Linked DNA regions of Homo sapiens: region 2 is linked to region 1. Evidence: chromatin contacts called from ENCODE Hi-C or POLR2A ChIA-PET data. All regions are on one chromosome and are shown on one strand. The core of a region is the stretch at or near the end of the contact, and the rest is flanking DNA. Distances in the headings are between cores, read along the strand shown. Region 1 has its middle 83 kb from the start of LINC03140. Region 2 has its middle 31 kb from the start of LINC03140.

Region 1 (5,086 bases), core at 1,293-3,792:
ACAAGTGTGTGAAAATTTTACAGTCAAAGAGTTCCTAAAGGAAGCTGTGTAATTCAATATTTTCATATAACCATCTTCATAAAGGCACAGAGCTGACTTAAACCAACAAAGGATAGTCCCTAATAACAACAACATAAAGCTATAATTGAACTCAAATTCATGAATATTTTATTTTTAGATAGTTATTTTCCACTCGGACATTAGTCTAAATCAGTATTTAGTTACAATTTACACTAAGCATATGCTTTGGAGGAAGACCATAGATAAAAAGCAAAGTATAAATGAGTCAAAGTTACCCATATCATCATGACACTCTACCACAGGTCCCTTTGCTCCTCTTAGAAGGCAGCTTAGTACCTCCAAGGTTGGAGAAGGCACTAGGTTTATCTGGATTTCTGCTCAGAGAAGTGAATGATACAATGTTTTACATGAGAATCTTGGAGAAAGCTAAGATTTCTCCAACCTTAGAGGGGATTCCCTTTCTAGAAGCCCCTTGCTTGCTGTGTTGGCAGTTGGAATGCCATATTATACAATATACTCGCTTTATTTAGTCAAGGAGACTGTTGAGGCAGTGTCAAACAGCAGGTACAAGAGCTGCAGGAGCTCTTATTATTCATCACAGTTTGGCAGCCTGATGGGTAAAGACAAGTATTGGTGGGATACTCAGGTCACAAACTTCTTTTTCCCACTGCACTTGCAGGGTATGCATTAGTCAGCTCTGCTACTGTAACAAGCAACCCCAAAATCTCAGTTACAACTACAAATACTTATCCTGGATCTGGAATAAAGAAGACAGGTGCATCAAAACTGGCTTTATGTCTTCTTCATTCCAGATCCAGGCTGAAAGAGCAGTCCATTTTGGGGTATGCCATTCCTATGACAGAGAGAAAACAGCAAGAGAGCTGGTGGAATACAATCACTCTTAAAGATTTGGCACAGATGAGGCATAGTCAAGGTCACCCACAAGGCCTAGTCACTCACGTGCCCAAGCCTGACATCAAAGGTGCAGAAATTGTAGACTCTCCCATAGGAGGTACTCCAAGAGAAGGAGAATAGGGTCTGGAGGCAGGGAACCTAAGGCTGATTTACCCTGACTTCCTAGAACTAAATCAAAAGGAAAAGCCTGACTTTCCACACCCAAGTAACAAAAGGATGAGAGGCTACTGCCTTTGCAACCCCCTTCCCCGCTTTTCCACATGGTAGATGAAAAATTGAAAGTACCTCTGATTGGTCCCCCCTCACAACCAATCAGACTGATCTTGGGCCAAGTCTTCGTTTGCATAGGAGTATAACTCTATAACTTCATTTCAGCCTCTGATTGGTCACTTTCCACAACCAATCAGACGTTTGCATAGGTTGCAACTTTGTAACTTAACTTCAGCCTCTGATTGATTGTTTTCCTTAACCAATTGGGCTGATCGTGGGCCACTACTTCATTTACACAGGATGTACACCAAATAACCAATGAAAAACCTCTAGAGGGTATTTAAATCCCAGAAAATTCTGTAACCAGAGCTCTTGAGCTGCTTGCTCGAGCCTGCTCCCACTCTGTGGAGTGTACTTTCATTTCAATAAATCTGTGCTTCTCTTTTGTTGCTTTGTTTGTGCATTTTTGTCCAATTCTTTGTTCAAAATGCCAAGAACCTGGATACCCTTCACCAGTCACACAAGTCTGTGTAATCTGTCAGAATGGGGAGTGAGTTGCTGGAAACAAAAACACAATCTATGTTCCTTGCTGCAGCCCCTACCCAGTTCTCCAGCCTATTCCTTCAAGCCCCTCCTCTTCAATGCCAGCTCAAGGAGGGTAGTTTGGAGAGCTCCATGGTGAAGGACTGTGCCCAAGAAGTGGGGCTGCAGCAGCTGTTGTTGCCATTCATCCCTGCTTTGTTCTCAGCGGCCTCTAAGTGCAGAAGGCGGAATAAATTGGCAAGAACTGAAGATGAGTTGGAAGGCAAACAAGAGAACTGAGAGCTTTCTCATTAACTAAAGGGGTCATTGAGATAATGCTTGAGGCAAGAGGCAGAGTGACCTTTAGGTACTTGGCTGGAGGGCTGTCCTGAGAGAATGGAATGAAGCTCACCCCTTAAAGCCATCATCCCCTTCAATTAATATTTACTGAGCACTACTAAGACACTGACCCTGTACTCAGAACTGTAAGCTTTCCTGGGTTGGAAAAGGCTCTGACTAATTTGCACATTAAAAAGCACACAGACAGAGGAACCCACCTTTTTTTCCCTTTCCCAGTCACCCTGGGAGAGACCGTCTTCTCTTCTTCATTCATGTGTGGAATCCCAATTAAGCGTAGTAAACAAAGGAAACTTCTTACATTGTGATTTTCCTCCCTCTTCCCTTGTTTTATTTGCAGTCTGGATTTATTGCTCAAGAATTACCTCCTTTAAGCATCATCCCCTATTAGCCAGAGAGATAAAAGCCATAAAGGGAAGGGAACTCCTTCAGTTCTCTTTGCCAGTTGTGAGACAGAGCAGCTGCGTTTACAAGGGGAGTTGACATCTGTTGACTGAGCCGAGCCTGTCCTGCCCCAGCACTGTGCTCATGCTTGGAATGCAAACTGCAGCTATCAGAGACAGCGCCGGGGTTTAATAACTGCTTGAGCCCAGAGCAAATCTACTTGGGCACTAGAAAAGAAATTGTATAGTTTTAAAGCAGATGTATGCTCTTAACGTGGTTGGCTTGTAAAGCAATAAAACTTGGGGTTTTTCCCCCCTTAGCCTATCACAACTCTTAGAATAAACAGTGTACTTAAGACAGGGCGATTCTATCACAATTCCATGTAATATTTAGTCCATATAACAAGATAAAATTTGAATTAGCATCACATATAGAAGGCATTTCATTTTCTCACATACAGTACAATATTAAGCGCAAACAACATATGTCTCCATGGTTATAAACAACAGCGTCATGTTTGCAAAACAGATCCTATATGTAGAACGTCTGTAAATGGGAGAAAATATGGGGCTTTTGTTGGTTAAAATGATGTTAAATATTTCAAGTCGCATGATCTTTATAAGAAACATTTTCAGGGGCCAGGCGCGGTGGCTCACGCCTGTAATCCCAGCACTTTGGGAGGCCGAGGCGGGTGGATCACGAGATCAGGAGATTGAGACCAGCCTGACCAACCCTGATGGGGTTTAGTAGTGAAACCCCATCTCTACTAAAAATACAAAAAACTAGCTGGGTATGGTGGTGCATGCCTGTAATTCCAGCTACTCGGGAAGCTGAGGCAGGAGAATCACTTGAACCCGGGAGGCAAGGGTTGCGGTAAGCCGAGGTCGCTCCACTGCATTCCAGCCTGGGCAACAAGAGCTCTTTCTCTGTGACCTTGAAAAAATCAACTGGTCTGAGCCTCCATTTCTTCACCTGCCAGAATAAGGATGTTGGGCTAGATCAAGGTTTCTTTAGGTGTATTGTGAGGAACATTATTTCTGAGGAAATTAATGGGAGTAATTTTTTAAAAATTATTTTTGGCTGGGCACGGTGGCTCATGCCTCTAATCCAAGCACTTTGGGAGGCCAAAGTGGGTGGATCTCCTGAGGTCAGGAGCTCGAGACCAACCTGGCCAACATGGCAAAACCCCACCCCGTCTCAACTAAAAATACAAAAATTAGCCAGGCGTGGTAGTGGGTGCCTGTAGTCCCAGCTACTCGGGAGACTGAGGCAGGAGAATCTCATGAACCCGGGAGGCGGAGGTTGCAGTGAGCTGAGATCGCGCCACTGCACTCCAGACTCCAAACGGAGTCTTGCTCTGTTATATTTGGAGGGTACAATGCAGATTTCTTACATGCGCACATAGCATACTGTCGGAGTCTGAGCTTTTAGTGTAACTGTCACCCAAATAGTGAATGTAGTACCCAATAGGTACATTTTCAACCCTCACCCCCCTCCTGCCCTCCCACCTTTTGGAGTTTCCAGTGTCGATTATTCCACTCTGTAGGTATGTATGTATGGACATGTGTATTCAAGGAGTAATATTTTTAAAAAGGCATTCCATGGTCAAATAAGTTTAGGAATTGTGACATTAAACAAAATTAAACATATTTCTTTATTCAGAAATTTAGTGTGCTAATAATATTCACCACGATGCTCCAAGAGGGAGGCAGAGTATGCATTTCCCTTATTTATTTTACCAAAAGCTTTTTCTTGTAAAACGGTTCTCAGAACTAGTCCACACACTGGACTTTAAAGACCCTTTAACTTATGACATTCTATGATTCTATTGCCTTTTTATTCTGCTTATCTTTCCAATTTTTCTCACCTATTTCAGGAAAAGACCTACTTGGGCTTTTGAATTCATTCAGAAGGTGAAGTTTAGTTTGTTCCTCATTTCTTTCATCCTTTATTCTTTTTTCTCCTACAAATTTTTTATTTTGAAAAACTTTAAGCCCTCAGAAAAGTTGGAAGAATAGTACAATACGTATATATTCTTCACTTAAATTCAACAATTGTTAACATATTGCCTCAGTTGCTTTCTGTCTCACTCTCTCTACCCATGTGCCTAGACACACATATACATTATATATATATTCTATGTATAATTTTATTGCTGAACTATTTGAAAATAAATTTCAGACATCATGACACTTCATCATTAAATACTTAAAAATGTATCTTCTAAGAACAAGGAAAATTTCCTGGGTAACCTCAAAACCACTACTGCATCTGAGAAATTGAACATTGATTAATATCATCTAATGTATACTCTGTGTTTAAATTTCCCCAATTGACTCTAAAATATCTTTATTTTAGAGTCCATTTAGGGTCCATTAGCTACTCAGCCTCCCGAGTAGCTGGGACTACAGGCGCCCACCACCATGCCAGGCTAATTTTTTGTATTTTTAGTAGAGATGGGGTTTCACCGTGTTAGCCAGGATGGTCTGGATCTCCTGATGTCGTGATCCGCCTGCCTCAGCCTCCCAAAGTGCTGGGATTACAGGCGTAAGCCACCGCGCCTGGCCTCATGACATTTATTTATTTTTATTTTTGAAAAGCCCAGGTCATTTATTTTGTAGAAAGCCTAAGATTTTTAATTTTATGACTGTATGGTTTTTTCCTCATAATTATATTT
Region 2 (5,086 bases), core at 1,033-3,532, 52 kb after region 1:
ACCACCACTGCCACTATCATCCTACATATTTTTTTTTTTTTTAGACTCTGTCACCCAGAATGGAGTGCAGCGGTGTGATTTTGGCTCACTGCAGCCTCCGCCTCCTGGGTTCAAACAACTATCCTGCCTCAGCTTCCCAAGTAGCTGGGACTATGCCACCATGCCCATGCCACCACACCTGGCTAATTTTTGTATTCTTAGTATTGATGGGGTTTTACCATGTTGGTCAGGCTGGTCTCAAACTCCTGCCTCAAGTGATCTGCCCACCTTGGCCTCCCAAAGTGCTGGGATTACAGGCGTGAGCCATCATGCCCGGCCTTCATCCTACATTTCTCTATTCTTCTTCTGTCTCCTCTTATCAAAATCTGAACTGATCCAGAAATCTTCCAGCCCTTGGTGTGTGTGTGCACATACATACACACACACACACACACATACATATATAGATATGTATGTATTTTCTTGATCTTAGTCCTAATGAAAAACATGTGGAGCATAGCAAGTAATTCCTTCTTATCCTATGAATAGCAATTCAAGGGATGGTTTCCAAGGAATTATTAAAACACACACAAGAATTTACATTATACTCCAGTGGGTAGTAACAAATTGAAAAGTTATCAATGCTTTATAATGTGGGGAAAACTCTGAGTATATAACAATCTTGGGCAGTGAAAAAGAAATAACCCAGATTCCACAGTTTGAACTGCTGACCTTTTTCTGTAGCTGATCAACATTTTTCACCTCACTTAGTTTACTAATTTACTATTTTCTTACGCTAAATTTTGCATCCTTTTGGTATAAAGTGCCAGCATACCCAGAAAATATTTTTGCATTTCACATGCTAGTTAAAATACACCCTCACATAGTTTGTGTCTTTGAAAATAATTTAGTACCCTATGATTAATACACCAGACTCATATAAATATAAATAGACATAAATACACATATATATATGTTTCGTCTTAGTTTCCATCTGAGTTTAACTGAGAAAATCCCCATATAACAAACATATGTACAAGTCCCAGCCAATGATCCATTCTAGACAATGTTAAATAAACCAAATCTGGTTTGGCCAAAGAACTTAGATAGTCCCTTGGAGTTTTCTGCTACATCAGGTGTAACTGAATGTAAAATTTTCTATCTGGAATTTCAGGGGCAATTAAAACTCTTAATAATTCTTTTTCCCTTTGGCTGTACCTTTATTGGTTGGCAATGAATTGGTTGGCTTCTGACCAACATAGGAAAAAAACATACTTTTTTCTCAGAAAACTTGTGATGACAGCTGTCATTTTCCAGCTCTCAGATGCCAATGGGAATTGACCCCAATAGTCATAAGCAATAAATTTCTGTACAGAGAAAATCCTATTAATGGAGGAGCATTTTCCATTAGGAAATTCCTTCTAATAAGAAATAACTAAAAACTACTTACTGTTCTCTTTACAGTGCCCTGTCCCATGACAGGCCCTCATTCCAGGCCCCACCACAGTGATATCTCTATTGTACCACCAGCTCCCCAAAGTGGTGACAGGAGCCCTGGGCCTGAGCTGCAGCAGTGACTCAGCACGCCCCAAATGTCTCCAAGTTTCCAAGGCCACCCCACAGTTGTATAGTAGCTCCAGTCAGGCTCCTGGGGAGGTCTGTCTGACCTCATTACCATGGAGCAAGACAGGATTTTGTAGAACATGCTTTTTTCAGTCTCTTTAAAGAGCACAAGCCAGGACACACAAAGACTAGAAGCTGGTTTCTAGGAAATTTAACCTCTCAAAATATGGGCATCATTGAATGTCCCTGATACAGTCATTCTTCAGCTGCCACTGTCTGAAAACAACATACACAAAAGATGAAAGACAACTTTGAATGACAAGCCCCCGACTCAGGACTAATGATAAGATTATTAAAGTCACACATCAGCCTACCAGAAGCAAAAATTTTCTTCCCTGAAAGAGTTGAGAAGTGTCACTGTCCAGTGAGGCATTTATTTTCAAACTAAATCCAGTTAAGAAGCTGGGCTGCTGGCCATAACTCCTACAGAAACTAACGTATACTTCTGTGCCTCTGACAGCCCGGCCCAGTGATGAGTACACAGTTGTAATTGAATTGCATTTGATGTTGTTTGCACTAACACAGCACCAGACTTCAGGACAAACCACAGCTCTGCAGAGCAGAGTTCTGGCCCACTCTCCCCCCACCTCACCCCCCGTGGCTTGGGTCTGCCCTTGTTGTCCTGACCTGCCGGAGGTTTCATCAGCATTACCTCTGACTCATACTTCGCATTCAAGAGCAAGATGAATTCGCTAGCAATGAGTACCTGGAAGAGGGCCAGACTATTGGTACTAAAGCAGTGCTGGCCCCAACACAGCTCGCTGGGCCAGACGTTGATGGGAAATGGCTGACAGCAGGATAAACAAGCAGCTCCCTTTTTGGTGAGCTTCAGGGGAATCAGGTGGACAGAATCAAGGCTTCAGGTATGCTCTTCAGAGGCTCTGTGGAGTGGTGGGAGGCTGTAAAACAGCACTGGAGATGGTTGTGGTTCTCCCCCAGCAAAAGCACCGGCAGGAAGAAAGGCAGATTGGCAAACAGTGTGGGCCCACAGTGCGAGCCAGGGGAGAAGCCATCAGGTGACACATCAAGCCGTGAGAGGCAGCTGGTCAGGGACCCCTCAGTTCCCCACCGTCCTGCAGAGACATGGGGGGCAGTGTCCGTGCCTCCCTCCCTCACCACCTGAGCTGCTCCACAAGAAATTCTGAGCGCCACTGGGCAAGTAGAGGGAACCAAATGCCTCAAGATGGAGAAGAGTGCAAGGTCTAACTAGCAGTACTGTGGAAGAGCAACACAGACAAGAGGTGTAGAATTAGCTGGGCAGGGTGTATGGGTTCCTTCCGGTGCCTGCATACCTGAGAAGAAGTCATTCGTTGAGCTTAGTTTAGGTTTTAAGGCAGTTTTGGTGTTTGAGGCTTATTTAGCACACATAAGTCCAAGGTAGCATCAGACAGAATTATAAACTTCATGTGACTTTTCAAAACAACCCAGTGAGCCCATTGTTAGCAAATAGCAGTCAGCCGAGATAAGCGGCCATTCTAGGAGCAAAGGCACTTGTGCCAGGAAAACAAGAACAAGCACGAGCAAGAAGCAGGGCAATGCAATCCACAAACACAATTCATGCTTTACAGCTGTGAGACAATGCTTCTTTTGCTTGGACCTCAGGCTCTGCAAACTGCAGCACAGAGGAGGGTAAGTGTGCAGTGGCCCCTAGAGAAGAGTGGTCAGTAATGAAATTGCACCCCACTTTACTTGCCCCTTTGTGTTCCTGGGTCACTGCCAGGCTGTCCCAATCCTGCAACATGTGGAAAGCCAGTGTGTTCAGATGGAATAGTAGGGGATGCAACCTAAAGAGATTACTAGTAAGATTTTCCAGAAAAAGAAAAATAACTATTTTTTAAGCATGAGCAGGGGTGGGGAGGGGTGGGGGGAAGAAAGTTTCTTTGTTTCTCATTGGAAAGCTTTGCAAGCTATTGACTTATTGAGGAAAATCAGGACAATTGGGTACACAGCTTTGACTTCTGGTGATTTCTGACACTTTCCTCGAAAGCCTATCACTCCACACTGAGGGCCCCAGGATTGACTGTTTTACAGAAGCTCTTATGTATTGAGGTCCTGTATGAACTGGACCCATGTAAGATGGGGAGTGGTGACAAACGTTGGCTCAACCTCAATTGTGAGATTATGGTTCAAGGTTATTTTCTTAGAGATAGTGAGTCTTCAGAAAACCTTTGAGTAAAGGCAAATGAAAGGCTTGTGTCTAAAAACAGGCTTCCAAAAGTGGAAATAGGACACAGGAAGTGGAGAGTCGGAAAACAAAACAAAACAGATGAGCTGGAATGAGAAGAGTAGAGAGAGAAGTAGAAAGACAGGGAGAGACTCTGTAAGGAAAGCTGTGAAGGAAAAGGATTGCAGCCTCTTGGCTTTATTTTCAGTTAGTGCCTCATACAATTCACGAGGTGAGGCTCCCACACATTCTGGCCTGTTCTCCCCAATTATGGGGGTGGGGAGGTAAATGAACTACACCCAGACTTCTTGCAGCTGTCACCTCAATATCAGGTATCTGCGAGGTGGGGAGAGAGGTGGGAGGATTGGTAAGGGGCTGTATAATTACTGGGAACTCCAGCCAATGTAACACATGGTTATGTGGGCCTATGTAGTTAGGTTTCACTATCCCTATTGACTGTGCCAGACCCTGAACTAAATACTGGAGTGTCGAGATCAAGAAGGCATGATTCCCGCCCTTAGGAGTGCACCATCAAAGGAGGTGAGGAGTGCATCTCCTCACAGGAGGAGACAGATGAGTAAACTGAACATTTTGATTCAGTACGTTTTGGGATACAGGTAGGAACCAGAGCTGCAGGGCCAGGGGAAGGGGGCACCTCCCCCAAAGGCAAAGGTCCTATCCTCGGTCCCACAGAACAGCTTACAAGACTCCTCCTCAGGTGCAGCTGGTTCGGAGGGTACGGTCGTCTCCAGCTGTCTCCTACATCGTCTCTATTTTCTCACTGGCTCCTTCTAGTCTAGGTCTCTCCAATCCTATACACATCGTTTCCAGCTCTGTTATGCCTTCAGGCTACTGGCTGAGACTTTTTCTTTTACTGCTAAAGCATAGCATACATTTTCCTGCATTTCCTCCCTACCCTCTCATTTTTCACCCACGCCTTGATGTCAAGTTCCTCTCTGTACCACTTTATCATAATCTCCCTCTTGAAGAAGAACCACCAGTGATTTCCTCATCACTAAATCCAATGATCCTCATTGATGTTATTATACAGGGAGCTGACTGGCAACTACCACACTACAAGCTAAAACTCTCCCCTCTTTCACTTTCCCAGGCCTGTCTGCCCTTGTTCTTCCTGCAGTTCTCCTGTGCTTCCTTCATTAGCACCAATTCCCTTTCCCATCTCATAAGTGGGAGCGTCCCCCAGTGAACAGCCGCAGGGAGCGCACCTGCATCCAGAGTTCCAGCCCTTCTCCATGCTGATGACACCCAAGTCTTTATCTCTAGGTCTGATCCTTTACCTTATTTCGAGTCCAGAATTTC

Evidence for each region. Hi-C counts contacts between places; a loop is a spot of excess contacts on that map. ChIA-PET counts read pairs that join two places held with the same protein, here RNA polymerase II (POLR2A). Pooled maps may share reads with other maps.
Region 2: a map of ovary shows a loop between it and region 1 (3-fold over the local background). The contact joins two enhancer-like sites. A Hi-C loop is called at or near these places in 2 of 168 maps with a recorded cell type or tissue (ovary and prostate gland) and 4 of 50 pooled maps. POLR2A ChIA-PET finds 5 or more read pairs at or near these places in 3 of 52 experiments (AG04450, MCF 10A and WTC11).

What each region holds. Positions count from the first base shown.
Region 1 is chr4:128,651,116-128,656,201 of GRCh38, reverse strand. No RefSeq gene overlaps it. Among named protein-coding and RNA genes, the nearest start is that of LINC03140, 83 kb to the right of the region's middle. RefSeq lists an enhancer at 3,141-3,640. Within about 2 kb of position 2,542, at least 9 of the 41 ENCODE cell types and tissues checked have a DNase peak (open chromatin) inside an H3K27ac peak, as active enhancers do; they include prostate gland, where a contact is called at or near this core.
Region 2 is chr4:128,598,692-128,603,777 of GRCh38, reverse strand. No RefSeq gene overlaps it. Among named protein-coding and RNA genes, the nearest start is that of LINC03140, 31 kb to the right of the region's middle. Within about 2 kb of position 2,282, at least 24 of the 41 ENCODE cell types and tissues checked have a DNase peak (open chromatin) inside an H3K27ac peak, as active enhancers do; they include prostate gland, where a contact is called at or near this core.